Regions from separate parts of the Mus musculus genome. Here regions 1, 3, 4, 5, 6 and 7 are each linked to region 2. Evidence: chromatin loops called from intact Hi-C (ENCODE). Cell type or tissue: heart. All regions are shown on one strand. Region 1 holds the start of Arhgap20 (Rho GTPase activating protein 20). Region 2 has its middle 17 kb from the start of Mir6244. Region 3 has its middle 28 kb from the start of Fdx1. Region 4 holds the start of Rdx (radixin). Region 5 overlaps Gm39338 (a long non-coding RNA gene). Region 6 has its middle 14 kb from the start of Fdx1. Region 7 overlaps Gm32742.

Evidence for each region. Peaks named below come from ENCODE experiments on the same cell type or tissue, not always from the same donor. Only the 100,000 strongest peaks of a DNase experiment are listed, where the experiment ranks them.
Region 1: a loop joins it to region 2, with 5 times the contacts of the local background. A loop is called at or near these places in 3 of 42 quality-filtered maps.
Region 3: it touches region 2 in a loop (6-fold over the local background); 35 of 42 quality-filtered maps call a loop at or near these places.
Region 4: it touches region 2 in a loop (2.0-fold over the local background); 5 of 42 quality-filtered maps call a loop at or near these places.
Region 5: it touches region 2 in a loop (5-fold over the local background); 10 of 42 quality-filtered maps call a loop at or near these places.
Region 6: it touches region 2 in a loop (6-fold over the local background); 26 of 42 quality-filtered maps call a loop at or near these places.
Region 7: it touches region 2 in a loop (13-fold over the local background); 4 of 42 quality-filtered maps call a loop at or near these places.

What each region holds. Positions count from the first base shown.
Region 1 is chr9:51,762,185-51,766,184 of GRCm38, reverse strand. Arhgap20 (Rho GTPase activating protein 20) reads right to left here and starts at 834. Exons shown (of 15, transcript NM_175535.4): 1 at 574-834. The coding sequence starts at 678. Gm40520 (a long non-coding RNA gene) reads left to right here and starts at 757. Exons shown (of 3, transcript XR_870739.3): 1 at 757-1,584. In heart, a CTCF peak has its summit at 1,691 (motif pointing right); DNase peaks (open chromatin) are centred at 84, 274, 804 and 834; H3K4me3 peaks cover 1,903 bases; H3K27ac peaks cover 1,410 bases; H3K27me3 peaks cover 2,451 bases.
Region 2 is chr9:52,096,978-52,100,977 of GRCm38, reverse strand. No RefSeq gene overlaps it. Among named protein-coding and RNA genes, the nearest start is that of Mir6244, 17 kb to the left of the region's middle. In heart, no CTCF peak of the experiment used is centred here; a DNase peak (open chromatin) is centred at 2,147.
Region 3 is chr9:51,989,202-51,993,201 of GRCm38, reverse strand. No RefSeq gene overlaps it. Among named protein-coding and RNA genes, the nearest start is that of Fdx1, 28 kb to the right of the region's middle. In heart, CTCF peaks have their summits at 1,540 and 2,185 (motif pointing left); no DNase peak of the experiment used is centred here.
Region 4 is chr9:52,046,214-52,050,213 of GRCm38, reverse strand. Rdx (radixin) reads right to left here and starts at 2,273. Exons shown (of 14, transcript NM_009041.3): 1 at 1,782-2,273. It also overlaps the pseudogene Gm6981. In heart, a CTCF peak has its summit at 2,336; DNase peaks (open chromatin) are centred at 1,443, 2,023 and 2,143; H3K4me3 peaks cover 3,407 bases; H3K27ac peaks cover 3,208 bases.
Region 5 is chr9:51,333,706-51,337,705 of GRCm38, reverse strand. The region is part of intron 1 of Gm39338 (a long non-coding RNA gene); the gene reads right to left. Among named protein-coding and RNA genes, the nearest start is that of 1810046K07Rik, 6.8 kb to the right of the region's middle. In heart, a CTCF peak has its summit at 2,230; a DNase peak (open chromatin) is centred at 2,225; H3K4me3 peaks cover 213 bases.
Region 6 is chr9:51,976,075-51,980,074 of GRCm38, reverse strand. No RefSeq gene overlaps it. Among named protein-coding and RNA genes, the nearest start is that of Fdx1, 14 kb to the right of the region's middle. In heart, no CTCF peak of the experiment used is centred here; a DNase peak (open chromatin) is centred at 2,474.
Region 7 is chr9:51,159,517-51,163,516 of GRCm38, reverse strand. It overlaps Gm32742, which reads left to right. Exons shown (of 31, transcript XM_017313740.1): 2 at 3,210-3,252; 3 at 3,475-3,692. The coding sequence starts at 3,534. Among named protein-coding and RNA genes, the nearest start is that of Gm32742, 7.3 kb to the left of the region's middle. In heart, a CTCF peak has its summit at 1,616 (motif pointing left); a DNase peak (open chromatin) is centred at 1,596; H3K27me3 peaks cover 2,117 bases.

The DNA of each region.
Region 1 (4,000 bases), 330 kb after region 2:
GCAGACTCCTGACCTCTATCGAAATCCTCCCGCTGCACCGTGGACCAGTCAATCACCAGCAAAAGCTACAAGTAGTTACCCGGATCAGTCCTTCGGGTGTCAGGGAACAAGGGCGCCGCCCCCACAGGCAAATGCAAACGTCCCTTCTCAGGGGGTGGTTCTGAGCCAAGCCCCCCATGCCCCGCTGGGACCTCCGGAAACTGCCCGCCCACCGCCAGCCAGCCTAGATCTAGGCCGAGTCAAACCTCCGGATCCCACAGTGTAGCCCACGGCACCCATCTCCGACATCCCCTGGAGGCCTTGGGTGGGCGCATCATCCCTCCCCTCCGGGGCCGCCTACCTTCCTCAGGCTGTCGGGTTAAGACTACCTCGGGAGGCTCGCAGGGAGGCACTCCCCGGGTCAGAGATGGAGAGGCAACGGGCTTCTCCGAGACCGTTTCCACCAGAGAAGACAGCGGGGATCCCGGGAGGTGACCCTCCCACCCCACGCGGGGACCGTTAACCCCTCTCAGCACCAGGCACCCGTGGAAGGCGCGAGCCCATGGAGGGGCCCTCCCGCTCGGGCGTCCTCACCTTCTTGGTGCCAGGGCCTCCCGCGATGCGAGACATGCCTGTCAGCGAGGAGGAGCGCCCCGGCTGCGCCCCTAGAGCATCCTGCTGCGGAGACATCGCTTCCATGAAGAAGATCTGCAAGCTAAGCCCAAGCCGAGGACCGGGTGGCTGCGCGGCGCGGTCCGCTCAGGCCGGACGCCGAGCTGCGGGTGCGGGCGGCGCGCCTCCCGTCGGGGCCATGGACCGCCGCCCGCGCCGCGCTCGTCGCGCTCGCCGCACTCTGCTCAGGCTGCAGCAAGCGCTCCGGGCGGCCGCCCGTCCACGTAGCCCCGCCCCGGCCCGCCCCGCCTCTCCGCGTCCGCCCCGCCTCCTCCGCCCTCCCCGCGCCGCCCGTGCACACTGCCGGGAGCGAGCTCTCAGCGCTTGGCGCTACCGAAGCCACTAACCTTGCGAGGTGCCTCCGCGGGTACGAAGCTTTCGCTGCCGCGCGCCACGCGCCGTGCACCACGCACCACTGCCTCCGGTGCAGCTCCGCGCGCCTGTCCGCTCGCTCCCGCCAGCGTCCCTTCCCGCGCAGCTGCAGCGCGGGAGCCTCAGCGAGCGCGGCTCGCTCGAAGGTGGTGCAGGGGCCGCCAGCCTAGCCTCGCTTTCGCGGACTGCGGAAGGGACCCCACCCCCACCCCCAACCCGGTCCCCGCTCCGCTGAAGAAGGAGTTAGACAAATTTGGAAGCCCTGGTGGCATCGCCGGACTTCGGGGGCAATATCGAACGCTTGCTAGCTAAGCCTGTCAGGGTAACCCAGAGCTGTTGCTTTGCAGTCACAGGGAGCAAGCATGGACAAGCAACCTTGCATGTCTGCACCACCAGCTTCGCAGGCAGCAAGCTGCAGGGACCCTGCATTCTGAAGGAGAAAGCGCAATTAAGAGGAAAATGCAGGCAGAAAGGAGGTTGAAACTTGGCATAGTATCTATGAGAAGGCAACAATATGTGGAAGCGTTGATCTGATATCGCGAGCTCAGAACCTAACTTCCTGTAAGTCCAAATAGTGACCCCTCCCTCTTTTTTGGACTAAATAATAATCAAAGGGCAGTTGGAACAGACCAGGGTTAAGTAGTGTTCGCACTTTGCAGGGCTGGCTGCTGGTGTAAATGATACAGTAGGTGGCATTCTTCCCTTGGAATCAGAACTAGTGTGAAAAAAAAATCACTAAGGATATCACTCCGTGATTGCGAGATGGTTACGGATTCTGCTTATTTTTGTGACAAGGAAAAAAGAAAAGAAAAGAAAAGAAAGGGGGAGAAAAGGAAAGGAAAGAAAAGAAAAAAAGAAAAAGAGGTTTCTTGCAGTTTGGGCGGCTATTGGGGCAGGTTATAAGGAACAGAACTCAGGTGGGCAGTGTTCCAAGCTAGGGGATGCTGTCCAACACACACCCACAAAGACACACCTACACAATCATCCAAACCTAAGATTGTTTGTTGTGGAAATATAAGGCTAATTTTAGTCACATCACACTACATTGTTAAAAGGAAGCTTAATAAATCTCATATATATGTATATACATCTGTGAATCAGGGGTGCTACAGCTGTGGTCCTCGTGCAGAGAAGGGCTTTCACCCACTAATTTATAGGTTGTGCTTAAAGAGGGCTTTGCAGTTCTGTTCATTCACTTGGAACCACCCCCAGGTGCCTTAATCTCTTAATTCTTTGGTGAATGGACACCCTGGCTTTTCTTAATCTGCCTCATTTTTGTTTGTTTGTTTGTTTGTTTGTTTGTTTCAATTCTTTTATCTCCAAATAGTTCACTTAGCCCAAAGAGTCACAGCCATCCAGACATTCTTGTTCTTTGTTGCCACCTGATAGATACTAAGGCAGTGTCTAACATAATAAATGTTTGTTAGTTAAATGAACTGAGAAGACACACAAATGATATAAGAAAGATGCAGAAGAGTCAAGACAGAGCTGGCTGTCATTCAAAGAGCCCCATGGACTATGAAGTATCTCTGTGATGAAATAGCCAGTTTCCCAAATCAAGGTACCCCCTTTTCCCCCAGCAAATGTGGAAAACTTTCACTGTTCATTTTGTCTTTTTATTCCCAAGATGAAATAGCTTGGAACAGCACAGAAAATTGCTCTCTCCACGTTAAGTTTCGAGGCAAGGCTACTCAGGAAATTTGGGTTTGAACAGCCGACAGTAGAGACACATGTCTGTCTGATCACAACACTGCCCTGCTAAACCATTATTTGGTTCCTTGCTGTGGAATAAACCAAAAATGTCATAGTACAGAATGAAAGACAGACCCCCCCCCACACCCCACCCTCACTTCACTTTCTTGCTGACTCTTATGTGTCTTTGCTTCTCACCCTGTTCTCTGTCACCTTGAAATCGTCATACTTTCAGAAGCCCACTAGGACTTTGGACTTGTCCTTCGTGTCTGGGAATTTTCCAGGCTACGTCTCTACCCTCTTTTACTTTACTCCGAAATGTCTAGTATCTGGGGCATAAAAGGTACCTGGTGAATCGTCCTGGAAATCTTCAGGACTGTCAGAAACCGAGAGAAGTCTTCCTAGGTTTATCTCTTCCCCAGCTCCAGGCACCCAGGCTTGAGAGTAGCTCCAGCAATTGCAACAGGAAGCCTTTGCTGAGTGTTTGCTCTATGGGAGACTATGAGTATTTTACAGATATAATTAACTCCCATCTGTATCAGATAGGGTGGGTTCGTTTATTCCCCCACTCCACATAGAAGACAACAGCAGGCCACGAGGACTTTGAACAGTGATGGTAACTTAGAAACTGACCATGCAGCTTCAGAACCTGCGTTCTTCTCAACTACCTGGTCTGCTTTCCGTGCTGCGGAAAGCTTTGCTTCTCTGAGTAACTCACACCACACTATACCAGTGCCGTTTGCTCTACTTGCTTTAAGAGGAAAAGTTGCATTTTTCTCTTCTCTATACCATGCACCCAAGCATGCTGCAGTAATTTTTACAACCTTTTATATTTGAATGGATAAACACACTATTATATACAACCATAGGTCACTTCCATCATTCTGTCTAGTGTGAGGGAGATGTTATACAGAGGAAGACAGAACCCTGGACTAGTCCTTGTGTTGTTTAGACGATGAAAACCATTTTCTATTCACCAGGATCCTTATGCTGTAGGCAAGTGATACCAGGACATGAAACTGATGATAAAGCAATTGAAGCGTGGGAAGCACAATGCTAGACACAAGCAGGATGCACCTAAAATACTGTGAGGCAAGCCTTGAAGCAAAGCACTAGCATCTGGGAAGCTCCAGGAGCAGGCCTGCAATGGACACTAAGAATAAAACCAGCATCTTGCCAATCATCAGAATGAATAGTAGTGAAAACACAAATACTAAAAAACTTCATGCGATGTTTCTTCATATGTAGGACGATTATACCAGGTGCTTGACGAGCTGAAAGGGAT
Region 2 (4,000 bases):
TAACTTTATTAATAAAGCTTATGAACCAGTTCTTTGACCTTCTCACTCAGCACGCATGTACAACACAGCTGGATGACTTTCTTACCCTGGGAAATCGGAAGTGTCCCGTGCGAGGGAGCACTCTTAATACCCCTTTCTCACGAATCCAGAGAGTCTTCCAAAATACAACAAGAGACCATCCTAGCTAAAATAGCACTTACAATAATCACTTGACCATAGTCACGGATAAAAATCTCACTTTCATAAACTCGAGCTGACAGCGGAGTGATTTATCGGAGGATGGTGTCCTTGACTGGTGAAGAGCCTGGCGGACGCGGACTATCAAGAAGGTCAAGATGACGCAGGACGGGACGCTATAGCACGGGCTGGCTCAGCTCCTTCAGCTTGACCGCAACTAAAGGCTCTGGTCAGCAGGTGAGCAGACATCGGTTCTAGGGGTCCCCCCCCTCCAGGATCTGTGCATGTCTCCTGGGAGCATGGGATCATGCCAGCAGCAGCTGCCAGCTTTGCTTACCTCATGAGGAGGGAGGTGCCATCCCGTTACATCTGCTTTATGCTGCTTTGGCAAGAACGCATCTGGAACAGTGCATACAGTTTGGGTCCCCACCTTTTGAAAGAGACATCAAGAGGTTAGGAAATTGGAGTGCAGAGGGGCACATGGGTAAGCGAGGTGGGGCGAGGGCAGCATGCTCAGAGGTTTCAAAGCTAGGGGGTTTGGGGGTGGGGCTTGGCGGGACTCAGCTGCTAACCTGATACCCTTTCTATCTCTTCTTAAAGTTCACCTTTGAAACTCTCCTAGTCGACCGTGGAAGTAAGAACAGCTGAGGCAGGTGCTAGAGGGTTCTCTAAGAACCGCAGCAACCATGCACAGGCTGATTGGTTTTACAACCATCATGGCTCTAAAGCCATACACATCAGAACTTTCAACAGTGGGCATCCTTGCCTTACTGTGTAGTTAAGGGTGACCTTGAACTTCTGTTCTTCAAGATCCACCTCATAGGTGCTGGATCTATGGATGTGTGCCACCACCTGGTTCCATGTGATGCTGGTGATGGAACCCAGGGCTTCCTGCAAGCTAGCCAAACACTCTTAACAAGTGAGCTACATCTCCAGCCCAGATTTTCTATATTATTTTACAATATGTCCCATGATCTAGGAACTGTTCATGGCCTTGAGGGAACAACCAGTCTAATGGATCTAAAAGATTTTTGTGGTGCCTACTTAGAAACACGAGTTGCTGTCTCTGAATGAGCAAGACTTCTCAGTGTACTATCACTGTTTCATAGTAGGCTGGCGTGTGAAGAGAAGCAACAAGATGTCCTCACAGCTGCACTGGCACTGGCTACGGAGCCCAGTGCTGGCCGAAGCGAATTCCTTATTCTCAGATACAGACCAAAAACAAGGCGAGGGTTAACCCAACCAAGAAACTACTGTGCTGGCCACACCTACTCCCCAGCCAGCTCCCCTGCTAGTGCTCTGTGGCATTTTCTGCACTGATGAGCTAAGCAATTAGAAAGAGAAGTCTCTGTCTCCTAAGTGGGTTGTGTACAAAAAGGCACCTGTTGGGGCTATCACCCTATAAACTACAGTGGATGGAGGTTCTGCAGCCAAGTCATTGAACCCATAATGAAAACGGAGCCCTTACAGTAAAATACAGAAGAAACTCCAAATTTGTCAAATCTGGTAATAAAAGGATAGAAATAATGAGAGTTACTAACAGCTTAATAATTGTCTTTATTACTTGAGCTTGTTAAACTGAGCAGGATTAATTAGAAAATGATTAGCAATAGAAACGTGAGGACATCTTAAAGGGACTTCAAGCACTTGGAGGATGTCAGCTGTTAGCTGAGCAGAGCTGGCACTCTCAGTGGTACCAAATGCCCCTTCAAATATGTGGTTGGTTGTACTTTTTCCTTTGGTTGGCAGTCCTACAGTCTCCATCATTAACCAGTGTTGAAGGAGGCTTAGATGGGTGAAGGAGCAAAAGGAGAAGGAAAGCAAAGGGATTAAGGAGTGATTTAATGTGCATGTTAACGTTTAGATAAAGGAGGGCGGGGAGTGAAGAGAAAGGGGTGAGACTTGGAGAAGACAGAGCTAATAAAGGAAGCCTGGAGCAAGAGGGCAGAAATCCCCAAGCTGACCAGCAGGTGGCGCTATTATATCGCACTCCCATTGAAGACCCGCTCCTCTGAAGGGGAGAAGAGGGAGGGACATACTGACCAGACTGGCAGGAGAGTCACAGTGCAGGTGGCTCGGGACTTGTGGAGCACTGGCCAGAGCTAGGACATATATTATAGCGAGTTATTTCAAACACATAAATTTGCATTCACATTAGATATATGTTCATCTAGTTTAGAAGATTAACCAAAAATTCTTGGGACAGTGATCTCAATAGACACACGAATTACAATGAGATGGGTTTGAAATCCTCTTTTGTAGACAAACCTCTTAGCAAAAACATGAATATGCCTATAAAAGGAATTTTCATTAATCTGGTAAAGGGTCAAGTCCCCAACCCTAGAACACAGCGTGTTATAATGCTAGAAACCTTGATCTCAAGGGAAATAGAAACCAACAGCAGTCAGCACTGAATTGGAAAAGCCATCCAATCAGCCATAGAATGGAAATGATGAGTGTTGGGAAGAAAGACTGAAAACTGTCATTATTGCAGAAAATTTAGGATGCCCCAAAGAATTTGCAAATTATTTTTAAAAACAACAGGAATGCAGGGACTGCTCTCAAGGCCAGCGGACACAAACTAGTTTCATTCCTCCACCGTAGCCAGAATACTTTCAGTTACAACCCTTAAAAGACTGTGAGATAAGACTATTAATAATAAACCTAACAAAAAAGACATATGTCACTGTAACAACTTAAGCAACTTTACCTAACCACATGAGGAAAGACGCCAATACATTGAGATGATGTCATTGTTTCTGGGAGCCTTTAAAACTGGACCAATGTAATTTCTTCCCAGACTAATCTATTCAAACATTTCTCCTCAAAACCTTTTTAACCATTCAAACAAAAATAATTCCAAGATCTACACAAGGAGCTGGATCCACTGGGGATTTCTCATCGGGATGAAGAGAAGAAACTTGAGAAGTAAGCTACGTATGTCAGGGATGCAGACCTGTTAAAGCAGGATGGTACTGACCAATGACGCCATATTGATTACTAGAGCATCATAGTGAGATCTGAAGAGGAAACAGCAATGACAACCAGAAGCCTCCTGTGGCAAGCAAAGGACCTGGCACCCCTGCCTGGGTCCATCTCCATCCACACTGCCAGCGACACACCACACACAGCAGCTGCCAGCCATGGCCTCCTCCCCCAAGCCCACCTGCAGCTTCCAGGGATTTTCTCCTGGAGCCCAGCATGCAGGGCTCCTGCATGAGAAGAGGCCCCTCCCTCCCTCCTTAAAGGCTGCCCAGGTCACTCCAGGACACCCTGCACCAGCCAGAGGGGAGGGGAGCTTTCAACCCTACTCTGACTTAGTCCTCTCCAGGACATTGGAAATCACCTCCCCTGAAAGAAACAGCAGAGGAAAACTGCCAGCAGACTGGCCCAGGTGTGCAGTGTAGAAGCAAAGATAAGAAAATACAGGACGATGTGCCTCCCAACCAAGTCTCTGATCCCATAATAATGACACCTAACAAAAATGACCCGGAAGAACTACCATACAAAGAATTCAAAAGAATGACTATTGCTGTGTTCAAGTTACTCAAGACATGAACATACATCAAGAGGGAAGGAGGGAGGAAGGAAGGGGGAGGTGGGGAGGGAAGGAGAAAGAGGGGAGGGGACCTGGAAGTTAATCCAGGATATGAAAATAGGAAACAAGAAGAGAATTACTGAAGAGAGACCAACTTAAATGGTGCTGGAAATAAAAACTTTAATAAGCCAAACAGAAAGCTCAGGGGTAAGTCTCACCAGCGGACTGGAGTCTGCTACAATCGGATCAGGGCAGGGAGATTCGGGAGAAGAATAGGATTACTCA
Region 3 (4,000 bases), 110 kb after region 2:
ACCACCAGTGCTCAGCTCTACAGTTATTTCTACCTTGCAAAACTGAAACTCTATACCTTTAAAACTGAATTTCCCCATTTTCTCCTTCCTCTCAGCTCCAGGCAACTTATATTCTATTGTCTATTTGTGGAAGTCTGTCTGCTTTTTAGACTTGATTTGTGCAGAATTTTATGGTATTTTTTTCCTTAGTGACTGGCTTAATGTCTAAAGACTCTTATAGCAACTGTGAGAATCTCTTCCCTTTTGAAGACTAAATACTTTTCCACTTTGTACACCTACCACACTTTGTTCATCTATTTCTCTATCTGTTCACACTTGGTTGCTTCCATCTTTAGGCTATTATGGATAATTCTATTAATATTAGTGTGTAAATATCCATTATCCATTCAGATATACTTTCCTGTCTTGGTGTATATACCCTGAGGTAGAACTGCATTATACAGCATGGGATTTTTTAAATTCTTACTCTTTTTTTCTTAGTGTTCTATGATACCACTGTTTGGGAGATTTACACACCAGGTATCATTTGATTTGTCCTTAGTTTCACAGGTAAACATGCTGATACATCTCTTCAAAAAGCAGAAACAGATCTCCTTCCTTCCTTCCTTCCTTCCTTTCTTTCTTTCTTTCCTTTTTTCTTTTTTTTGGGTTTTTCGTTTTTGGCCTTTTGAGACAGGGTTTCTCTGTGTAGCCCTGGCTGTCCTGGAACTCACTCTGTAGACCAGGCTGGCCTTGAACTCAGAAATCTGCCTGCCTCTGCCTCCCAAGTGCTGGGATTAAAGGCGTTCGCCACCACGCCCAGCCAGATCTCTTTTCTTAAGCCTAGCACACAGCCAAGCTGACCTGTGCACTGTAATGACACAGCAGGATCTGCTCAATTTCTCCCAAGACCCTCCCAGTGACAAGAGGACTCTTCTGCGGCCTTGGTTTTAGAGATACCCTTTCTGTTAGCTACCAGGAGTAGTTCTGTAAGAACTTACCCTCATTGACTCTGTCAGTGAGAGAATGAGAGGCTCTGACTTCTCCGTACCATGCACTTCCATTAAGCAGGTGTGCAAGTAACGTGGGCAAGGCAACTGGAGTACAATTGCACACAAGTCTTGGTCCCCTGGGCCTAAGCAGGCTAAAGTGGCACAGATTAGGACTACAATAAACAAGTCTGCAGGAAATACCTTTCACACTGTAGGAAATTTGGAAGAACCCAGAGCAAAACAAGCGACCCCTTCTTTGGTCTACCATGCAAACAAGCATTGTCAGTTTGGTAAATACCCTCCCATTGGCTTTATAACCACCGGGATTGCTAGCCTCTTGGTCTGTCTTGACTTTCTTTTTATGACAGTAGGACTTGGGATAGTACAACAGAAATATATTTCTGGACCATGTGTTTCATTAATGAATACTTAGCATTCCAAGGATTTTTTTTTCTTTCCCTTGTGAGAGGGAAAAACAAAACAAGATATGAAAACACTCTGTTGATCTGGTCCTAAGGGCAAGCCAGCTGGATTGCACACACAGAAAATACAGTTGCTGCCACCTAAAGGAAACATGCTGAAAGTAAGAGAGTTGGTTTTTAAAAATAATTTTAAAATGTATTCTTTGATCATCTCATGTATTATGACCACACACACCCTTCCCTCTTCCCCTAACTCCTGTCAGATTTTCTTTTTTTTTTTTTAAATAACCTGCTGAGTCCAATTAATGTTCCCAGTCTAGGCATGAGTGTAGGACCAACCACAGGATCATGGGCAACTGCCAGAGGCCACACCCCTAAAGGAATCTGACCCTCTGTCACTTCAAGGCAGCCATCAGCTATCAGGGGCTCCTCAGCCAGGGTTGGGGGGTCTGTGTGCCTGCCGCCCCCCCCCGCCCCCCCATCTGCTGAACTGTTGGCTGATGATGAGCAGGCAGCCACAGCCACCCTGAGTTCATAGTGCCAAGGTCATGTTTAGAAGACACTTGTTTTGGTTTGGTTTTTTTTTCTTTTACCAAGGTTCTTTTTTAAAAAGTTCCTTTAAAATTTTTATTTTAATAGTATACTCACTAACATAGACTTTTAACTGACAAAATAGCATGCAGTGAAATATGAGACCATGCCTGTCCTGCCTTCCCCTCCACAGCCTCCTTCTCAAGGCCAATCAATCTCTATGAGCAGTTTCTTGGGTGTTTGACTATGCGGCCCCCTGCTGGTGGTACTGTTTTATGACTTTGTGGTCCCTTTGACCATGGGGTCAGGCAAGTTGACAGAGGTCATTGGTAGCAGGCCCTTGAAGCCGATACCAGCTTTGAGTTTCAGCTGTAGCTCTCTTGACTTTCTGTCTACTGTAGTGGCCAGTATGACCAGCTACCAGCTTCTACTGTAGTGGCCACTGTGACCAGCTACCAGCTTCCACAGCCATAGCCTGACGTGCTCCTGCTGCCAAGCTTTCTCCACCATAGTGACCTATAGTCCCGGGAAACCAGGAGCAAAAATGCGACTTTCTTCCCTTGAGTTACTGCTGTCAGAAGTCTGCCACAGCCAGAGGAAAGCCCCTGGTGCACTGAGTCTCTTGTGTTTGTCTGTGCTTTGTTTTCATTATCTGGGCATATACCATGCCAGCATATTGGGATGATTGATTTGAAGAGTGTTTATTTACATCATATCCTGTTTAACTAAGATGTGACGAACCAGTCTTTTTGGTTATTGCTGTCTGTCTGTTTCGAGGTATAGTCTCACTGTGTAGCCCAGGTTGACTTCAAGCTTGTGATTCTCCCATCTCAGTCTCTTTGAGTGCTGGAAATATAAATGAATAGCACTATGCCTCACTCAAATATTTATGTTATCTCCATTTTCCAACTTCTTCTCCAGTGATAAATATAATGAAGTCCTTTGTACATGATCTTTGCATATGTGTATAGGCTATGATTCTAGAATGAAAATTATTGAGATTTTTTAAATTTCTTTTCCCACTCCAGCTCTCCCTCACTTCTCTTCCCCCTATTTTCCAGAACAGTTATGAAATATTCATTCAGTTTAAAAGCTGGAGAGATGGCTCAGTCGATAAGAACACTTGCTGCTCTTCCAGAGGACCAGTGTTTAGTTCCCAGCACCTACATTGGGTATCTCACAGCTGTCTATAATTCTAGTCTCAGGTATCTCACCCCTCTGGCCTCTAGGGACTCCTGCAGTCCAGGAGTCACCCTCACGGGGACAGCCACATGTATACACACACACACACACATACATATAATTAAAAAGAATACAAATAAATCTTAAGAAAATCTAATGACATCTATCTGCTGTTATTCACCACTGATGCATGCAATCATATCTTCTTTATACAGAGTCTGCTTAGCCTGACATTGGTAATTGTTAATCTTCTAATCTAGGATAAAGAGATATGGAGACGATGGTCAGTAGGTACATAGCCACAGTTAGACAGGAGGAATCAAGTTTTACTTTTAAAATGTTGAAATATTACAAAGCCTGGTGAATAATGAGAAAACATCAAATGCTCTTACCGCAAGAAATAAGGCATTTGAGATGCTAATTATAGGGGGTTTAATGGTTGGTTCCTCATTGTGTTTTTAAGTCATAATGTTACTTAAATTTGTTGATTTGGTTTTTATTACCTATGTGTCTTGCATGTATGCCATGTGAGTTCAGGAGCCCACTGAGGCTGGAAGAGGGCATTGGATTCTCTAGAACTGGACAAACCAGGTCTTAAGCCTTATGATTTGTGTGCTGGTAACTAAATATGGATCCTCTGAAGAGCAGCAAGTGCTTTTAGGAGCCAAGCCATGTCTCCAGCACCACATAACATCATTGTGTACCCAATAAATACATGCAACTATAACATCAATTTACAATGATAAAAATAGAAAAATTAAAACGAGGGATGTCTATTCCCTCCCCACTTAATAGTTTATTAGGGTTTTTGTTTTGTTTTGTTTTTGTGTTTGTTTTTTGAGACAGGGTTTCTCTGTATAGCCCTGGCTGTCCTGGAATTCACTTTGTAGACCA
Region 4 (4,000 bases), 51 kb after region 2:
CATAATTTTATATTAAGAGATTGAAAAAGTGAAAATAAGTCTTCCAACCAGTCACCAGAGATTAAAAACCAGTTAATAAAAATACATTCTGCTCTTGGGAATGGTGAAGCAAGGAACAAAACTCAGTTGGTGCACCTATCTCCCATCCCCCCTACCCCCAACTACTAACAGCTACTAAGAGAAGGAGACAGCAAACCTGTTGTCCCCACCCATTACACAGAAATGCTGCAATGAAGCTGTGTAATTACCCAGGTAATCATAATCCCCACAAAATTAAGATTCATGTGTTTTTTCCACACAGCAAAATCTATTAAATCTACTCTACAAACATCTCTTGAGCCCCTCCTCCATTCTCTCCCGTGTGAAGCTACAGATGAGCAAATGAGTTTGTAGGGCCCACAGAGGGCAACTCCTCCTCACGCAGACAAGCTAAAGACTTCCTAATGACTACCCGAGTAATGTTCCAAAATACAGTTTTCAAAGGGATCTATGCAATGAAAGCCACTGTGGTTCTTTTCACAGCATACTGACAATCTGAAAAGGAGTCTGCATTTTGTCATATTTGAAGAAATTATTATTATGAAAGATAAAGTACACACTGGTGCAAGTGACAGAATTCTAAAGATTAAAAAAAAGCCCGCAATCCTAAACATTAGGCTCTCTTTTCAGATCTGATGGGGCAGTTTTGGCAAGCAGATTAAGCCATTATTTATGCAGCAAAATGAACAAGGCAATTGTTTATTCTGTGCTTCGTCACAGTCTTATAAGTATTCTATTAAAAAAAAAAAGATGCTCGGTCAACAATAGATTGCAGTGTCCAAGTATTCTTTTATCACATAAACCCTTGTTATCTTCGGCTTTTACATTTACATCATGCAAATCTTGGTGCCTCCGCACAGCCAACCGGGCATCTCCCTCACACCTCTTTTTACAAAATCTCAACTGTACTTTAAAAAAAAAAATTATAAACTTGACCTCTTAAAACACATTTCCAATGAATAACCACTCTTCTGGGGAGGGAGGAAAAAAAAACAAAACCACCCAGAATCCTGGCAACGTTTACAGAAACATCTGTGTAGGAACGGACTATTCAACTGAAATAACGCACTACTCCCTTTCAAACTTGGCTGGGCGATGGGAGTTTGGGAGCCCCGAAAGGCAGAAAAGCTGAGTTTCCTGGTGGGGTCTGCTCACTGTGCGCCAGGCGACTCCGCGGTGCGGGCAAGCCGGGGGGCCCGGAGGGCGCGGGCCGTGACTGCAGCCCCAGGTAAGGGCGGCCGGGAGCCCGGGCCTGGCCTCGCGGGCTTGCGCGGCGGGACCCGGCAACGCGACGGCCTTTCCGCGGCTCGCGCGTCCGCACGCTCTCTAGTAATCCAACACCCCGACTTTCAAACGGGAGGCCGGGGGAGAAGTTCTAGCCTCGCGGTCCCCGTCCCCGGGTTGCGAGAGAGCGTGCGACCTACGCTCCATGCGGCCCCCGAGGGCGCGCCGACCCGAGCCCCGGGCCCAGTCCACGGCGGCGGGAACCCGCACCGCCCGACGCACGGGGCGGCCAGGCCGACGGCGGACGGCGCGGCGGGAGACTCCGGGTAAGTGGCGTGGCTCAGCCGTTAACGACCACGGCGCCTCTAGGGCGGCCAGGCGCGAGTCCGTCTGTGAGGCGCGCCAGGCCCCGGGCCGCGGCGCCACAGCCCGGCAACTTCTGGCCGCCACCTCAGCGCCTCGGCGGGGAGAGCGGCCCCCGGGGCCTGGGACGGGGGAGCGCGCCGAGCAGGGCTTACCCCGAAAATGAGTGGCTCCTTCCCTGCCCGCCGCCGGCTGGCTGAGGCGCGGCTCGGCGGGGGCGTCGTGGCTGGCGGCGAACGAGCGGAGAGTCGGCGGTGCGAGCCCTGAGCCGCCTGAGAGAAGACGCGCCGCAGCCGCCGCAGACAGCTCGGCAATATGGCCGCCCGGCGCCTCCTCGGGGGGGAAGGCGGGGCCGCCCTGCGCCCCCTCCTCCCGCGGGCCGCCAGTGGCGGGGCGAGGCCGGGGCTCGAGCGCCAACCCCGCGAGCGTGTCTCCCGGCCGCCCCGGGCGGAATCGAGTGGGCCTCAGCCGGGGGTTGGGGGGAGAATACGCGCTGCGGGGCCTTCGCGAAGCTTTCCCCGCGGGACGAGGACGCCGCGGGCCAGCCCGAGTCCGAAGCCCGCAGTGAACGAAGCGGAGCCGCGCGGCCCGAAGCTCGCCGCGCGCCCGCCGCCTGCCCCCGCCCCGCGAGTGGAAACTTGAAACTCCCGCTGGTGCCAGGGAACTCACGGAGGGCGTTTCCAGCGCCCCCGAGGTGGAGCTGTTCCCGGGAGGAGGGGGGATCCCCTCGGCAGCCGCTCCAGGGTGCAGTTCGGTGCTAGGCTGCAGGATCCCGGGCTAGGAGAGGGAAGTGGGCCCAGTGTTTACAACAAAAAGAACATTAATGTGTGCAGGTTTTTAACCAGCTAGAAAGGCTGGTTGGTTTTAAATTTTGCAGTGTTTTTAACTTCCCTCAAAACGCCAGTGGGTATGACCCTATAATGCGATCAGGTTTTTTGTTCTTGTTGTTAGCAGGGATACTCCTTCCTTGGCGGTTAGAAGGAGTAGGCTGAGAAAGGAAAAAAAAAGTTGGAAGTAGGGCCCAAAGAGCAGCCAAACCTAAATTATTCTAGACTTGGAAAAAGTTACCAGTCTGACCATAGTCTCACTGTATCCACTCGCTAGAGAGAGAGACCGAGGCTGCGTTCTGGTGGGGTTACCTCGGTGCTGCCTGCCCTCAGTACTTTCTGCTGGGATTTAGAGTAACACTTGGTGCCACTTGTACACACAGCAATGGTTCAATCCTTACCTGCCTACCGCGTTCCGTTTACTCAATACCTCTTTCGTAAACGAACTGTCAATACAAATATAACGCGAATGTACGTAATTCTTACAGGACAAATACGCCATCTTTAGGGAAGCCTTAGACTTGCCTTTCCTGAGACAGTAGCTCTTCCAGGGACTCTGCAGATCCTTTCTCTGAGCTTCCTCCTCAGTGAGCTACCACCTTCACCCTCAAGAGACCTCACTAAACAATTAAAAAGCCCCCAGAGACTCCAGGTTAATCTCAGAAGTCTTTAGATTGCAAATTCCTCAAGGATGGGAACCAGCTGTGTGCTTTGTAGCCAAAACAGGTTTAGGTGGTTCTCTGAGACCACCAACTGAATACTTGTGGACCCTCTCCCCACGGGTGCAACAAAGATAGGGACAGTAAAAATGTCATGGGAGTCCCAAGTAGTACACTAATCAAACTAAAGTCGGAAGTCGGTGGTACACTTTGCAACTGAAAACGAAGCATTCATTCGTGGTCTTATGTTCAGAACAGTGAAGTGCTTTCACATGACTGCCTTGTTTAATGATTACAACAACCCTGGGCTCAAGGTAAAAGCTATTATTGGCATTAAAAGAAGCTAATGAATAAAGGGGAGCTTCAAAAAAGTTAGTTGTCAGTATAACCTGGCTAGGAAATGGCAGAGCCATGGCCAACCCCAAAGGCATGTTTGACTCAAAAGTCTGAATCTAAGAGCTCTGATCTTATCCTATGTCCTGCAGTAGCAGATGCAACCCAAGTTGTAGCATTTCAGTTGCCATCATATTCGTAAATATTTAAGTAAAAGATAGTATTCAAGCTGCTAAGATAAAAAGGGTACTCTCAAACATTGTGGATGGGAAAATGGAAACAGAGACAAATATTTAAAAAGCAGTTTGGTGGGAGAGTCAGTCGTTCAGAGGGTCCACAGCTCAGAACACATCTGAAGAAAATACTCTGGAATAGACTAAAAACTCCATCACAGTAATACCTATTAGATACAAAATCAAAGAGGAAACACACATACCGTTGCTTTATTTTGATCTTCACATCAGATATTAGCACTTTTAAATGAAGTATTGAATATTCAATCAAAATATCCCAAAGCCTTCAATGCTGTGGTGTTGGTATGTGTGCCTCCTGGTG
Region 5 (4,000 bases), 760 kb after region 2:
CCCCAAAGGAGGAGCTAGAGAAATTACCCAAGGAGCTAATAGGAACTGCAACCCTATAGGTGGAACAACAATATGAACTAACCAGTACCCCGGAGCTCTTGTCTCTAGCTGCATATGTATCAAAAGATGGCCTAGTTGGCCATCACTGCAAAGAGAGGCCCATTGGACTTGCAAACTTTATATGCCCCAGTACAGGGAAACGCCAGGGCCAAAAAGGGGGAGTGGGTGGGTAGGGGAGTGGGGGGGTGGGTATGGGGGACCTTTGGGATAGCATTGAAAATGTAAACGAGGAAAATACCTAATAATAAAAAAAAAGAACACATATGGTATGTACTCACTGAAGTGGATATTAGCCCAAAAGTTTGGAATACCCAAGATTCAATTCACAGGCCATATGGAGCCTAAGAAGAAGGAGGACCAAAATGTGGATGCTTCAGTACTTTTTAGAAGGGTGAACAAAATACAGGAGGAAATATGAAGACAAAGTGTGGAGCATAGACTGAAGGAAAGGCCACATTGGATGCTGGGAAGTTCTTGCTGATGGAAGCCTGATACAGCTGTCTCCTGAGAGGCTCTGCCAGAGCCTGACAAATACAGAGGCAGATGCTCCAATCCAACCACTGGACTGAGGGTGGGGTCCCTGATGGAGGACTTGGAGAAGGGACCTAAGGAGCTAAGGCAGGTTGCAGCCCCATGGAGGGAGCAACAGTGTCAATAGGCCAGACCCCCAGAGCTCCCAGGGACTAAACCACCAACCAAAGAATACACATGAAGAGACTATGGCACTGGCCATATACGTGGCAGAGGATGGACATAGTGGGAGGAGAGATCCTTGGGCCTGAGGGTGTTGGATGTCCCAGTGTAGGCAAATGCCAAGGTGGTAGGATGGAAGTGGGTGGGTGCAGGAGCACCCTCATAGAGGCCAGGGAGGGGGGAGGGGGTTTCTGAAGGGAAGACCTGGAAAGGGGAAAACATTTGAAATGTAAATAAAGAAAATATCTAATCAAAAAACAAAAAACAAACAACAACAACAACAAAAAAAAACAAAAGCAAAGAAACCCTCCTCTCACCCATGGGGGAGGGGCGCATTCAGAATTCCTGTGACAAGAGGGAGGACACTGTTCCCCTTCATTCTCCAGCCACTACTTTGCTCCAACAATCAGTCAGCAGGCCACTAAATGAAGGACAACCTGCGGTCCTTAAAGTACAAATCTGTAAGTGGAAGAGAGTTGTTCTAAGGAAAGTAGAGGTTAGCCCCAGTGTGGTTCCCAAGGTTTTCCTGGGGTGATATGAATGCCATTTAGGATGGGATACAGAATAGATGACTCCTGTATTCAGCACTCTGCCTCTCTGCTCACTTGTATATCTCCCCACACTAACTCCAGGAGCAGATGAATTTGTCATATACAGAAGAAAGCAGCCCTCCTTATAGATGGCTGTCAACGCAGATGTATTTCTCAGCAGTATCTCACCCCGTACAAAACCTACAAGCGCAGCACCTGGCCAGAGGAAACACGACACGAATATTTTCAAACGAAGTAATTTCAAGAGTTGTATTTCTAGCAAAGCAAGATTCGTGCGTGTGTGCTTGTGTGCAAAAGGAAAAACCTGCCAGTTAGATGTGCAATGGTTACAAGAGAAAGAAGCGCAAGGGTCGGGGGGAACCTGGAGCAGCCAGCCTTAGGTGTTATCTTGAGGAGCTTCTGCCTCCCAAAGGTCAGCTAGACCTTCAAACCCAAAGAACAGGCTGCCATCCCCATACTAGATTGTCCCTCAAATGCAGGGCTGTCCCTGACCACAAGGTGCATCATATCAGAGCTCTTTCTTGGAGAAAAAGCTAGATACTATCTTGTGAGTGTCCCCATGATAAGCCAGAGCCTCTTGGGGGCTGGAGTTTGCTTGGTTCCATCTAGTCTGTAACTTGGAGCACGCTAATAAATGATAGCCATGTTTTCGCAGTTCAACAGCCCCATCTGGTCACCAATCTTCTCCCTTCTTCCCTCCTACAGGAGAGAAAGAGGGCGGGGTACTTTGCAGTGAATGGTGGGAAATGGCCTCCTTTCCCGCAGCCACTCACGAAGGACCATTCAGGTTGGTTTGTCCAGAATTTAAAGGAAGAAAAAAGTCCACACCCTCCGTGACTGTGTCTCTGTAGTTACCAGAAAGGTCTGATTAGCCCAGCTGCCATACAAGTCCTCCAGTGAGCTCCATATAGAGTTGAGGCGTCACCTCGTGGCTAAAGCTGGAAGTACATCCAGGAGTAACTCAGACCTACCCCAAGCTCATGGCTTGCTTTCTGCATTCCCTGTAGCTAATAGCTACAAATCATTAGATGCTGCATTTTTTTAAATGCCAACCTGTTCAAGGACTGTAATTTTGCCCAATGTGTCTGTCCCAAAGCAAGGAATAGATAGAATGTACGTGATCAAAACCCCACACCTTAGTAACTTATTCTTGACGTGGTGCTCTGCCAAATACCTCTTCAAGCTTAGAATCATCCTGAATATCTGTAGACCCTAGTTAGCACCTACAGGCAAGTAAGTCCATGCAGAGACTGATAACGCAGTGGGTAGGGGACAAACCAGAAAAAAAAATGCATTCTTGGCAGAGCACAGATTTCTGTGGGGCTTGTTCAGAATATGTTAGGGAAGGGTCCTCTTCCTATGGCTTCAAGTGCTGGCAAATATTAACTCTTGCCCCTTGACACAATTTAAGGAACACCCTGAGGGGGCCTGGCCTAGCAGGACTGAGACAACAACCTCTGGGGCCGGAGCTCTAAGCACCCTCTCTGGGAAGGTTGGAAGAGCAGGTCAATGGATATTATCAGGGCCTCTCCAGAATGGTGATCTGGATCCGGCCTGTGAATAGTGAGCTTTATTAAAGAGCAGCTGGGAGAGATGGCCTGAGGGAACTCAGTACAGGTACTCAACACAGTTTCTAAAGCTCTAAGCAATGTTCCTGCCTTCGTGTCAGCTGCACATGAGGCGGTTAAATGGCAAAGCCAGTCTTGGGTGGCTTAGCGTAGATTTGTACTAGTTTCCAAGCCCAGAAAACCAAACAGCTGATTGGGTTGCTCCATAGATCTCCATGAATGAGCTTTCGGGTGTTTCCATCCTTCCCTGGGCCCAGCTTTCAGACAAAGGCAGAGAAAGGCACACTTAACTCTTCCCCTTCAGTCCAATCTGGGGAGGAGACGTGACAGTTTTCTCTCTCTCCTTCCTCTTCATATCCATCCTGATTGCAGACCCGCTGGTCCTCTTCATTGTTTCTTTTTCTCGCCTTTGCATTTATCTTTCAAGGTCGCTCTTGCCTTGACTAGAACAAGGCCTCCTAACAAGTTTTCTTTTCTTTTTTCTTTTTCTTTCTTTCTTTCTTTTTTTTTTTTTTTGTTTTTTTTTTTTTTTTTTTTGTTTTGTTTTGTTTTTCGAGACAGGGTTTCTCTGTGTAGCCCTGGCTGTCCTGGAACTCACTCTGTAGACCAGGCTGGCCTCGAACTCAAAAATCCGCCTGCCTCTGCCTCCCAAGTGCTGGGATTAAAGGCGTACACCACCACTACCTGGCTTAACAACTTTTCTAAGCTGAACTGAAAGCCTAGTTTCACCAGGAGCCATATAGTCTTACTGGTCAGTCATGATAGGACTCTCTTAGTTATAGGTCAGATCTCTGCCACAGTTAACAGTCTCTGTCTCTGTCTCTGTCTCTGTCTCTCTCTCTCTCTTCCTCTCTCTCTCTCTCTCTCATTGCTGTTCAGAAGGGTAGTAAGCTGTTTTTATTTTTCTGAGCAGAGTCCTTTAGAGAACTTTTTCCTTCATTTTCATTAAAAGAAATTTTCTCACATTAAACATTTGAATGCCTCCTGCATTCCACAGGCAACGTGTACACTCATCCTTAGAACTGGAGATCTAGTGAGAAGTCCAAGGGAGTAGATGGATACAGTTCCACCAAGAAAATTAGGAACAGTAGAAAGATCTGTAAAGATTAAATGTGAGGGATCAGTCTC
Region 6 (4,000 bases), 120 kb after region 2:
CCTGAGCTAGGAAGCGGTAGTGGGTGGGTTGAAGAACAGGGGGTGGGGGATAGGATAGGGGATTTTTCGAGGGGAAACTAGGAAAAGGGATAACATTTGAAATGTAAATAAAGAAAATATCTAATGAAAATTAAAAAACAAACAACGAAACAGGGCTTCTGAGAGGGGGGATGGGCAACAAAGTCCTGAGGGTTCTGCCTTCCTGAATGGGATTAGTGCCTCTCTAAAGGAAACTGAAGCAAGCCTGCTTTCCCACTTTTGTCATGCAGTCACACGAGAACTCAGCAAGAGGCACTATCTAAGACTTGGGGTAGAGTTCAGTTGTGGAGCACTTCCATAGCATTCACAACGCCCTGATTATGATTCCTACCACTGAGAAAAGAGAGAGGAAAACATCAATGTCTGGATAATATATGAAATGTTGTGGGAAATATTTAAAACAAAACAAAACAAAACAAAATCGACTTGCTCCAGCACTTATACCGCTGCTCCAGCAGTCTGGCCAACCAAGCATGGGTGGGCAGTGGCCGACCTGTTTTCTCTCATGGAGACTCTGACTCAGAACTCCAAAATCTCTCCACCCAGTTTGCTAGGTTCCCACTGGCAGTTTGCTACCATGCCAACCTTGTGCTTCAAACCCCCCACGGCCTTTGTGGTGTACCTCCAGCAAACCCACACTTTGCTGCCATAACTTTCTCTCCTGAACCTGGATGAACCTCCGCGTGAAGGAAAACACAACACAAACTTAGTTCAGAAAGGAATCCTACTCTTGTAAACCTTATTAAATTTAAATCCTCTGGTGGAGAATCCTGACAGATCTGCCATTGAAACTAGGAGACACTAGTAGCTACATCCTGTCCTCATGCTATCCCTGTCCTCACACTATCCCCGTCCAAAAGTACCTAGCTCTCTCCTGCTACCTCTCTTCCTCTGTCCAACCTGGAAGTCCCGCCTACTCACCCAGTGATTGGTTCCTTTATTCATTAGGGGATTGGTTCACAAGAAGTCATCTGAGTACGTGTGACTCACTCCTTGTCTGAAGCCCCTCCCAGGAGAGCAGAATTAGCATCAAAATACAAACAGCACCAGGCCCATCCACAACAATGAAACATCCAGACTACTAGTGCATTCACCATGGCATCTCTAAGCCCTGGGACTGTAAGCGACAAATCTCTATTACTTGTAAATTGCCCGGCCCAAGATATTGTGTTATAGTAGACTGGATAGACTAAGACATCAATCCTCAACTTATGGAGGTCCTTAGGCTGCTGAGCCAATATTATCAAGTTCCCAAGGTCTTTATCGTCTTCATTCAGCTTACTCTGGGCTGATGAAAAGAGGAGATGGGGGCTATGTTGGAACCTCAGTGTCTCCTCACCCAGCTGCATATGCACTAAAAGCATCATAATCATCCATCCTTCCCCCTCTCCTCCCCCTCTCCCTCTCCCTCTCCCTCCCCCTCCCCCTCCCCCTCCCCCTCTCCCTCTCCCTCTCCCTCTCCCTCTCCCTCTCCCTCTCCCTCTCCCTCTCCCTCTCCCTGGCCCTCTCCCTCTCCCTCTCCCTCTCCCTCTCCCCTCTCCTCTCCTCTCCTCTCCCTCTCCCTCTCCCTCTCCCTCTCCCCTCTCCTCTCCTCTCCTCTCCTTTTTACTATTTTCTGAGACCGGGACTTCCCATGTAGCCCAGGCAGCCTTTGAACCCAAGATTGTCCTGCCTCTTGGGTCCTTCCTTTTGTTGGCAAGTCTCTGTGTGATATTTTCTGATGATGAGATATGTGACACGTTTTAAAGCGGTCAAAAGGCATATCTGTGAAATATAATTCAACACATTTTGTTAACTTTTTAACTATCACAATGATCAAATTATGCAGAACTATACTCCTAGGTGTCATTGGCCAGCTGCAGCTAGTTGGGGGGATTACAAACATCCTCCTTAATACCTTTTTTCTCCTCTCCTCCATGTACTTGTTCTAAAGCTACAGCCTAAAACTTTATGTTTTAAAAATTCACACCTATTTTACTTGTTTGTGTGAGAGTATGGATGTGCATGCATGGAAGTCAGAGATCAACCCCAGGGAGTCTGTCTGTGTGTCCTGAGAACCGAACTCAGGACATCTAAGCTTAGTGGCAAGAGCTACTGAGCTATCCTGTCAGCAATAGGTTTAATTTTAATATAACTATTAATCTTTTACTTCTAATCAAGAGAGTGTCCCAAATGCACCTTTGACCCCCTCATTTCTAAGGTTCAAAGTTTTGTGAAAACAAAAGCACGCCCTTCAGCTCCAGACTAAACTGGTTTGTTATTCTTTGTACCTGGAGTTGCTGTGCCTGCTGTTTACTCTGTTAGTTCATTTCAGACTCTTTCCCCTCCCCTGACTCCAACCAACTGAGGAGGCCACTGGACCTGGCACATGCCCTTCAGGGCTGGTCTTGGAATCTCCAGTTTTGCAAGCTACCAGAGACTGTTTTCTGTTTCCTCGGGCTCCACCTAGCGGGCGGAAGTGGCCAGCACTGTCCTTACTTGGATCTGCTTGGGAGATTCCCTCCCAAGCTACAGAGGCTGGCAAAGAGGGTTAGGAGAGCAACAGATGTGATGTGATGTTAGGACCAGCTGTCTCACAGATGACACTTTCTTATGGTATGTCACATGGTAGAAGACCTTGTAGAGGTTTCAATCTGTGGCTCTCTACCCCTAGGGGGTGAATGACCCTTTCATAAGGATTGCTTAAGACCATTGGAAAGTGCACATATTTATATTATGATTCATAAATATAAAGAAGCAATGAAAACAATTTTACGGTAAGGAAGGTTGACTAGAGGATCTCTGTAGGGTCTTTTTCACTGGACACTAATCCAATTCACGGACATCTGCCCACTTGACCCAGTAGTAATCATCTTCCAAAGAGGACGACCCTCCTATCTGTGGGATCAGGTAGGATTTCAACATATTAATGGAGATGGAGGTGATACGATACAAATGTAGTATGTAGCACTTAGATGTAGTGTTTCTTCTTCCAAACTGTCTGCTCATTCATAGATAGAATTGCCAGACCTTATTATTGTGCCTCATGGATACATGACTTCATTACCTGGGCTAGGAGGAGCTCTCAGAAGATGCACCTTACACCCGTGTCACTGATACTCAACTGCTTGTTCTTCTTAGCATTATCATCAATATTACTTAGGGAAACAACTGTCACGGCACATGTAGCAGCCAGAGGACAACTTTGTAGAGTTGGGTCTTTCCTTCCACTTTCGTGTGGTTTCTAGAGATCAGCCCAGCTTTTAGGCTTTATTCGGAAAATGCTACAGTCTCTTAGGCCCTGATTGCTGTTTTTAATATGCAAACTTTGTCTCTCTGAAAAATCCTCTAGGTAGATACATCATTTATACAATTACACTCTTTTTCTCTACCTTATGTAAGGAAATCTGGTCTGGGATATATATGAATCTCAGACACTTGAATGAGTTTTTGTCTGTTTCAGTTGACTTAGACTCTCAAGTCCCAGGCAATACTTACTGAAAGGTACAATGACACAATGCTGACTTAGACATTGGGAGTACAGTATTAGAATCGCTAAATTCTGAGGGTAGGAAGCATTGCCATGGAAACAAAAGAAGCATGCGTGCGAAGGGCTGATGAGTGCTGTAATGATAAAGCAAGGAAGGGAGGCAGGGAGTGAGAGAGAGTAGATGCTGTTTATGATAAGCAAAGACTAACTGGTGAGGGGCCATTTGCAAAAATCCCTAAAGATAGCAAAGGAAAGCCTGCAGTACTGATCAATTGACTACATGTGGTGTAAAGGATAGAACTCCTAGGCAGAAGAAATGATTCAGTGGTTAAGAGCACTGATTGCTCTTCCAGAGGTCCTGAGTTCAATTCCCAGCAACCACATGGTGGCTCACAATCATCTATAATAGGATCCAATGCCCTCTTCTGGTGTGTATGGAGACAGCAACAGTATACTCACATATATACAATAAATAAAATCTCAATAGAACTC
Region 7 (4,000 bases), 940 kb after region 2:
CTTGGCTGTGAACTCCAAGACTATATATACTCTATTGCCTGTATCTCATAAGCATTTGGACAAAGTCAGGTTATTGAGTTGAAGGTGTGGTTTAATCTTTGAAACCTCCATAATTAATGGTCTGGGGACAGAAGAGTTAATGGAAAGGGAAAGGAAAGATGAGTTAAAACTAAGGGACCAAAACAGACCCATCACCCAGACCCCAGGATGCTAACCAATGTCCTTAAAGGGAGTCAAAGCTCCCTGGGGAAATGGCTGATTGAATGAACAGCTACGGCAGGAAAGAGACAAGAAGAGCTTGAGATCTTGTGATGCCAAAAGAGGTAAGAAAGTGCATATGAGCACGAGAGAGAGAGAGAGAGAGAGAGAGAGAGAGAGAGACTGTGGAGTGGGTCAAATGAACTCTCTAGCCAACAAGTGCAGTATGGCAAGGGAGGAATTACAGTGGAGAAAACCTAACAGTCAGATGACCAAGGGCAACGTAAGTGCTGTCATGCCATGTTCAGAGCATTTGTCTTTGTTCCATTATAAAGAAAACATCACTTTATTGGTGTGGTGTTCTAAAAGATAAAAAACACTCCAGACCAATGACGATAGAGATTTCTAGTGAATCCCACCCAGCTAAGGCCTGTTTTACAGAGCACTTGTGTATGTAGATTGCCAAAAGTAAAGAGACTCTCGAGAAACTTTCCCAGTTAAAGGGAGGCAGGGACATGACTAAGTACAATGTTTGACCCTGGAATAGACAAGGCAGTGTGAACATAGTATGGCCATTAGCTAAAGTACTCACCCGGTATCTATAATTACTAGGAGTGGGACACACGGGAACTCTAAGAGGTTCTGCAAATCTGAAATTGTTCTTTAGAAACTAAGCTTATTAAAATACATACTTACTGTCATATTCCAGGAAAAACTTAACTTTGTAGTTAGACCCACAGAAAATCAAAGCTGAGTGAGACAACCCAGGACACCAACAGAAACCTGGGAACTGGTAGTGTTAGGAAATGGCAGAAATGACAGTTGGAAGCCAGGCACTTAAAGGTGGTGCAGGACTTGAATCCCGGCACTCAAGAGGCAGAGTCAGGCGGATCTCTGAGTTCCAGGCCTGCCTGGTCTGCAGAGTGAGTTCCAGGAAGCCAGGGTCACACAGAGAAACCCTGTCTCAAAAATCAAACAAACAGATGGACAGACAGAAGTGATAGTTGGAACCAGGGGAGATACAGTAGGCCTGGCAGTGACCAGCTATCAGACAACTTGAACAAAAAGACAAGGCCCAGCACTAAGCCCCCTTAGGAGCTTCATGCCAGAGAAGGACTATGTGACATAGGTGAGCCTGCAAAATGGTGCTGGGCTAATGTGGAGTAAAACCCAAGGCCGGTTAGTGTGACTATATTTAAATGCGTTCAAAAGAGTGTCTGCTTAAACTTTAAAAAGACATACACACACACACACACACACACACACACACACACACACACACACACACACACACACCTGCTAACAGCATTTTCTCTCCTCCCTCATTCTAGCAGATACCTACACCCCACTGCTTGGTCCATGCCAGCTCACCAATTCCTGCAAGCTCACAGTGCCACCTACTGGCAAGACAAAAAGCAGGCAGGGCGAACGGCTCAGCAACAAAATAGCTGAAAAGAGTCAGGTGCCTATCAAGGGTCTCTCACAGGCTGAGGGACTCTGCAAAGCAGTGGCCCTACAGGAAGCTATCAGCCTGGAGGACAGTGAGCACTTAAATCTAAATTTCCCCCTCAAAAGAGTCTCTACAAGGAGCCTTTACTTCTACACCTCGTAATTCTCTTTCCAGCCCTGACTGCAAAATAGCATCCAGCGATCGATCCTTCTGAGCTTCTAGGACATCCTTTTAAGTATCACCACACCCAGAAAGGAGCCTAGAAAATAGATAATAGGTCGAAATAATGATAGATCAAAAGACCAAAACTGGTTAAGTGAATGGAATTCCCTTGAACTGGGGTCACTTGTCTGGGTGTCAAGTGGGTGATCTCTTCTTAAAAGCAATCAATTGTAAGTTACTTGAAGGGAACATTGATGAATAACACAGGGCAAATCAAAATCCATTTCTGCTTCCTCCTCCTCCTCTTCCTTCTCCTCCTCCTCTTCCTCTTCTTCATCTTCCTCCCCCTCCCTCTCTTTTAAATTAGGCCTCACTGCAATGTGATATATTGAATTTTTCTGAAGGCTTCTAAGCAACCATCCATCACACAGAGCACTGAACCTGATCTGGGTTTACGCTCTTCACGATACTTCTGGTCTTGTGGGCATCAGTGATTTTTCACAGCAGCCATAAAGAAAGCTGGGCAGTATTACCCACTATCACTTTTTATAAGCAATAAAGCAATGGATTATTCCATTTTGAGAGCCTGCTTTTCTCAGCCGCATCCACTGCTCATCTTCTCTGGGGAATCACCTGGTTGCACCAGGGACTCTGGCTGCTTTGCAGTTTCCAGTGACTTCTTGTATGCATGGTCTAGGAGCACTTGAACGGCGTCACCCATCTGTTAAAACTGAATTTCAGTCCAGAATGGGGCTCCGACTTTTTCACTATAAATGAGGGGGAAGAGCTAGATGGCTCCCTAAGGGTTTGTGAGTGTGTGTTGTATTGTGTGTCCTGTAGCAGAGACAAAAACTGTAATCTCTCTACCTTATCTCTCATGGGGTTTGCACCCAGAATGCTTAAAGGAGTCTGACTATTTGGCCTTGTGAAAGGAAAATGCTGGAACAACCCTTGGCTTCACTCTGCCCAATGCTAAGCTTGCTGGCTCATGCTGCTCGGGAGGAAAGGTAGAGGAGAAGAGAAAAGGAGCCATGGAGTTGCATGGTCTGGGCCAAGGCTGCCCAGAGGACCCATATCTCAGATTTCATCCTCATGACTTATTCAGTGACTGACAGCTATCGCTGCCACCAGGCAGAAGCTGTCCTTCCAGAGCCCAGATCACTCTGCCTCTGTTGAACACCATTATCTTGTCTCCTCATGCCTGTCACCCTGTCCATCACTTTGCCTCCCCTATCTCTCCACCTCTGCCTGATACCTTCCTTGGTGCCTCACCTCACCCACCTCCACATCTGCTTTGCTCTCTGCTGCTGTTACCCCTGCCCAGAAGATGAAGGGTCTCTTCTTTGGTAACCTCCCAGAGGTACCGGTCCTCATAGCTGCCTTCTGCTTCATCCTCCAGAGACCCACATGCCTGGTCATAGAGCATCCTCTGGCCTGCCAAGGTGAGATTGCCTGTGCAAAAGGAGAGCCGGACCCACCAGGATGCCCAGAGGGTAGAGGCTTAAATTAAATTTGTACAAAGAAGTTTGGGAGTAAAATTGAGGAGAGGGGAGAGCTGTGAGGAGAGCTAATGACTAATGTCGGGGAAGAGGAGCCCTGGGAAATCACAGGGACCAGCTCTTGGGTGTTAACCCTTTCTGTCACCCCCCCACCCCACCCCATAGGTAGGCCCTGCTCTGTGCCGACACCTGCCCCTTGTCCCCCTGGAACTTTCCTCTCTGGAATGGGTCCCCATACCACCCCTTCCTGCCACCTCTGCCCTTCGGAGTTCTTCAACCCCTGGCACGGCCAGAATGCATGTTTCCCGTGCGGCTCTGAGGCCACCCAGCCAGAGGAGGGCAAGGACACCTGTGTCTGTCAGAGACCTGGACGTAGATTCCAGGTATGCCCTCCTGCAGTGGGACCCAAGGGCGGGCTGCATTTCCAGGGCTGTTTCGGTTCCCAGTCAAGTTTAGCTCAGGTGTAACCTGACCAATGTAGGCTTGGGAGTAAGGTTGTAAGGTACAGTTAAATGTGAATTTCAGGTAAATACTGGATAGTGTTTTAGTGTCTTATGGGACTAATCAAAAGTATTCATACACCTGAAATTCAGATTTAACTGGTTTCTCTGTGGGGATAGTTAGTTGGATAGTTAGTTACTTTGCTAAATATAGTTAACTTTCTGGAAGGAAATGTCATTATATAGAGTGA